Regions from separate parts of the Homo sapiens genome. Here region 2 is linked to region 1. Evidence: chromatin loops called from intact Hi-C (ENCODE). Cell type or tissue: PC-3. All regions are shown on one strand.

Region 1 (2,500 bases):
GGAACCACCTCTGTGACCTTTACCAACCTCAGCCTATAGTGGGGACAAGGTCCTACAGCGTGGGCCTCTCCTTTGGAAGGCTTTGGGACAGAGTTCTGCCCACCAGCTGGAGGACAGTGACCTCAGGGGGAGAAGGGACAGGAGACTGCTCTCCAGTCCCTCACCCCAGCCCTCGCCTTTCCCTCACCCACCTTTCTTTGCAGCAAGTTCAAAGGCAGGTCATACACCAGCTAAGCGGGCACAGCTGGGCACAGTTCCCGGGGCCTGCCGGGCAGCGCTGGGAAGGGCGGCAGAGAGCGCGGACTGGACGCTCGTCTTGGAATGACTCAGCCAGGAGCAGCCGCCAGCAGCATGGGCCACGCAGCAAACGGGCGCGCCGTGGGAGCTGGAGAGGCCAGGTCTTCTGGAACCAGGCCAGTGCACCCTGCCCGGGCGTCACCCCACCACGGACATTCACAATGACAGTCAGCACTTCTCAGCACACTGTGGATCACACGCATTAGCCTGGCACCTGGCAGCGCCCCGAGGTGGGCATCACGGTGGGATTGGGAGGCACTCCAGTCACAGGGTTCACCAGGGCCGAGGTGGCGACGAAAACCCGTCCCTCGGGCGTGGCAGTGGCCTGGCCACGTGCGCCCCAGGGCTTGCACCCGCATCTCCCGCCGGTGGTAAGCGGGGCCTCCAGCAGAGCGGGCGGGGCTGCTCACCTGGAACCAGGGCCAGCCGTCTCCTCCCCTGCCTCGGCCGCCCGGGGCCTGCCTGGGGCTCCTTCCTCGCCGCCCGGCGGCAGCTCTTGAGCTCCCGGCCCGCTCCTTTAGCCCCGCAGGCTCCCTGGCCGTGACCCTGTCCCCGGCCTCCGTGTGATGAGCAGGCGAGCAGGGCCGGGGGGATGCAGCCTGGGCCCCGCATCCTCAGGCAGGACGGAGCTCCCGGCTGCTCGGCGCCTCTGGGGGGGGGGGGGCGGGGGGGGGGGATGCGGCGCAGCGGGCGGTCCCAGCGAGTCAGAAGGGTGCAGCAGCCGGGTCGGGGATGGCCGGGCGAGGCTGACCCCTGCCGGGCAGCGCGGGTGGCGCCACGGGCGGAGGCGACTTCCTGGGCCCTGGTGCACGGCGCCCCCTGGCGGGCCTCGGGGAGGCGGCCTCCTGCGTGCCCGGACCGCTCGCTGCGCCTTCCCGCCTGGCTTCCGGTTACCCAACCTCATCTCGCCCGAGCCTCATCTGTAGCTCACCGTCCTGTGCGCCCTGTGCTGTTGGCAGGGCGTGTGGGATTTAGAGGGTTTTCTATACTGAGTCTTCCTCGGAGCAGGTGAATTCTGCATAGCTGGCCCAGTTCTGTGTCTTAAGTATGGGGAGAGAGTGGGGGCTGGAGAAATCACTAGCAGGGGAGGAGCCCTGAGGTTGCCGAGGGGGATCGGAGCTACTTCCCAAGGCGCCTACACCGCCCGTAGACTGGGAAACTACGGTCACAAAGGGTCAGCGCATTCCCCAAGGTCCCAGAGCCACACGCAGCATGGCTGGCATTTGAAAGTCAAAGCAGAGGAAGCAGGCAGGTGGCTCTTGTTGAACTGGCTTCCAGAGTCTGTGTTGGGCAGAGAGATCCTTCCCCGAGAGTGGAGTGGCCTCGTGCTCACCTGGGTTCAGCGTCAAGGTTCACCTGGAATCACCTGCACTCTTGTCCTTGACCAAGGCAGGGTGGTTAGCCATGGGCTGATAGCCTTGGAGAGCCTGATTCAGCCTTTGGGTAGAGCTGGGTCAGTCCAGCCTCAGGGCCATCACTCACCCGAAGCATTGTGGTAACCTGCCTGCCCCTGGAGACCCCGGGTGTGGGGCAGGGTGACCGTGGTGGAGAGTGGGAGCTGGCAGAGGTAAGGAGGCACACGTCTGCCACAGCACCAGAGCTCAGGGCGCCTGAGAAGCAAGGTCATAGCGTCCTGTTCTTGGACCCCGTCAGTCTCCACAGCTATAGGGGGCTCCATTGAAAAGAGTGTGCCAGACCTTCTCTGTCTGTGCCCTGGTGAGGGCTCACTCACTCTCCAGGCTTGCTGGGGGAGGAGGCACGAACTTCGGTGGAAAGAACAGAACTCAGGAGCCAGAGAATGGAGTTTGACTCCTGCCTCGGACACTTCTTAGCCGGGTCTCTAGGGGGCTCAGAGAGCCTGAGCCCCCTTCCTCATGTATAAAGTGAGGATAGTAATACTGCTGAATCCCTGGGTCTGTTAGAGAATGAAGCGAGGAAAGTCAGGCAGAGCACTTAACTAAGTGCCCAGCTCGCATTAAGTACACCATGCTCATGCCCATGGCCAGGATGGTGTGTTCCAGCTGCAACCTTTAGCAGGGGCCCTGGAAGTGCTTGTGTCTTCTGCTTCGTCCATCATTAGCAGCAGCAGAAGGTAGGGCAGTGTTTGCTTCTCAAACCAGGTTTCTCACACATTGAAAGATATTCTGCATTTAAATTTACATGATAAATTAAAATATAAGCCATTGGGATGAACACCTTATAA
Region 2 (2,500 bases), 750 kb after region 1:
AACGAAGGACATAAGACAAAAAATTAAAACTAGCAGTGGGAGGTGGCTCATGCCTGTAGTCCCAGCACTTTGGGAGGCTGAGGCAGGCCCAGGAGTTCCAGACAAGCCTGGACAACATGGCAAAACCCCATCTGTACAAAAAATACAAAAATTTGCTGGGCTAATTTTTGTTATTTTCTTAAAATAAATTTTCAGTAGATACATGATCTGATCAAAGAATAAGCATATTGCAGATGCCTCAAATTACTCACAGTCCTTCCTATTTCTGTGAAAGCCCATCAGTGACCATTGGCATGCAAGTATTTTTCTCTTCATCTTCACTTCCACCTTGAGCAACCTTCAGCTCCCCCTCCTTAACCAAGTGGCCCATCCTCTTGGGTGGTGAGACACCCACGAGCACAGCTCCATGTGGAAAACTACATCCATCATGCAAATCCCAGAGGCCTCTGAGTCAGCCACTCTAGTCAGTGGTGGCAAAGTTAGAGCCAGGCAGGGTCTCAGGGACGGCCTGGGATGTTGGACACTTATGTGAGGACCCAGGCCAGGGACAGAGGTCTGTAGGAAAGCCCTGAGCCTCCAGATAGATGCTTCAGTAAAGAGGCTGGCTGGGGGAAGAGGTCATAAGCAGGTAGCCCAAAGCTAAAGGTCTCTGGGGTGGAGCTGGAAGCCTGTAGAGGCAGGTCCTAGGACAATCAGTCATGAGGTCAGGGGTCTGTTTTCCGTGGCCAGGAAAAAAGATACTCACAAGTTCAGATAGTAAAGGAGTCAAGGTCAAGGCTGCTGGCTGTTTCTCCCAGGCAGGGTCATCTAGCATGTGGCATATGGTGGTCCTCAGAGCCTCCCCTGAACCCGCTTGGCTCCTCCCACGGTCTCAGAGGGCTGTCAGCAGCAGATGGGGCTCTCTGCCTACAGCCCTACAGAGAGACTCCTCAGTGGCCATACTTTCTGGGTCACTGGACAGAACTATAAACTCCATAAAAATGTAAATTCAGAGTAGTAACCACTGCCTCCGAGGGAGCACAGGGGAAACAGTGGGAAGCCAGGTAGCCTGCCACCAATCGTGGGAAAAGGGAAGTGGGGGCAGGGAGGGGTCTCTGCATCCCCAACATTCTCCCAGCTCAACTTCCTCAGACTGGGCTGAGAAGAGGCATTAACCTACTTGGTACTTTCTGAAACAGCTGCTGCTGTCCTGAAGTTGCACAGAGCCACCCAGCCCAGAATCATCCTCACTGATTTCAGCCAGAGCCAACAGCTGCCACCAGGTGGCACCAAACTGCAGACGGAGTAGCTCCTTTTCCGCTGGAGAGAGCTTCATGTGGATGGCAGGAGCCAGGGCCAATCTGGGTGTTCCTGCTCCTACTAAGGCCCTGGAACAGCCTGGGGTATCAGAAATTGCAAATGCCTGCTGGGTGGAGAATGGATGGATAGGTGGGTGGATGGAAGGAGGAAGGAGGAATGAAAAAATGGATGGATGAAGGGACAGATGATGGAGTTCATTCTACCTCCCTAGCCCCACAGTAGCTGGGCACCCCTTCTCCTTTAGGTGGGCACCACAGGTGAAGCTGGAGATGTGCCCTGGACCTCACAACTCCAACTCAAGAATATGTCCTCCCAGGTGCCTCTGCCTCTAGCTCCACCTGAGGTACACAGCCTGGAGAGAGGGCCTTTATTGAATAAATTAGTGGGGACAAGGTCTGCCTTCTGTGTCAGGGGGTAGAGAGCAAGAGGTCACTGGGGTGTCCTCACACTCTGCATCACACCGGGGGCAGTCGGGGAGAAAACCCATTCCTGTACCCCGTTCCCACTCCAGCCTGGCCAGACACCATCACCCACCTTCCCACCAGTCCTTGCCCTTCCCACTGTCTGGAAAGCTGCCCCTGGGTGGCCTTCAAGACTCTGGCCCTCACTTCATCCTAATCTCGGCTTAAAGTCTTCTCTTCAAGAGAAGACTTCCGAGACGAAAGAAGCCCAATTCTCGTCCCCACTACTCTCCACCTTTATTCTTGCTTTGGTTTCCTGCTTAGCTGTTAAGTCCTTCTCAAATGCTTTATTGGCACATGCTTGGTGTCTGTCTCAGTGCTCTCATGCAAGCTCCACGGTGCACCCTGGCTTCTAGAACAGCACCTGGCATGCAGCATTTTGTTACGTAAATGAGCCCCAGCTCCCCTACTGGCTGGACCAGCAATAGGCAGCCCCTGGTCCCCATGGCTACCCCCAGCCGGACTCCCCTCCACCAGGAGAGTTCATTATCCCTGAGAAGTTCACCGTTGCAGTAAAAAGGCGACACCTCCTTAATTACCCTGCTAATTACAAGTCCTGTAGTCCTCAACTGTGCACCAACACCGTTGCAAATCTCATTTCCTTGCAAAGTCCAGGATAAACAAATCCAATATATTTTGTTTTAATTATTGCTGTTTAATGGACCATAATGAAACTATAGTGAGGGTGCACAAAAGGAGATCATTTGGAGTATCCACCTGTGCAGGTCCAGTGGTGAGTG

The links. A loop is a pair of places that touch in the nucleus more often than their neighbours do. Peaks named below come from ENCODE experiments on the same cell type or tissue, not always from the same donor. Only the 100,000 strongest peaks of a DNase experiment are listed, where the experiment ranks them.
Region 2: it touches region 1 in a loop (4-fold over the local background); 15 of 110 quality-filtered maps call a loop at or near these places.

What each region holds. Positions count from the first base shown.
Region 1 is chr10:48,655,318-48,657,817 of GRCh38, forward strand. It overlaps a transcript of ARHGAP22 not described here. Among named protein-coding and RNA genes, the nearest start is that of WDFY4, 28 kb to the right of the region's middle. RefSeq lists a silencer at 649-1,238 and an enhancer at 1,489-1,558. In PC-3, a CTCF peak has its summit at 1,086 (motif pointing left); DNase peaks (open chromatin) are centred at 314, 734 and 1,094; H3K4me3 peaks cover 1,841 bases.
Region 2 is chr10:49,406,479-49,408,978 of GRCh38, forward strand. No RefSeq gene overlaps it. Among named protein-coding and RNA genes, the nearest start is that of DRGX, 12 kb to the left of the region's middle. In PC-3, CTCF peaks have their summits at 1,257 (motif pointing right), 2,172 and 2,373; DNase peaks (open chromatin) are centred at 1,273 and 2,143; H3K27me3 peaks cover 117 bases.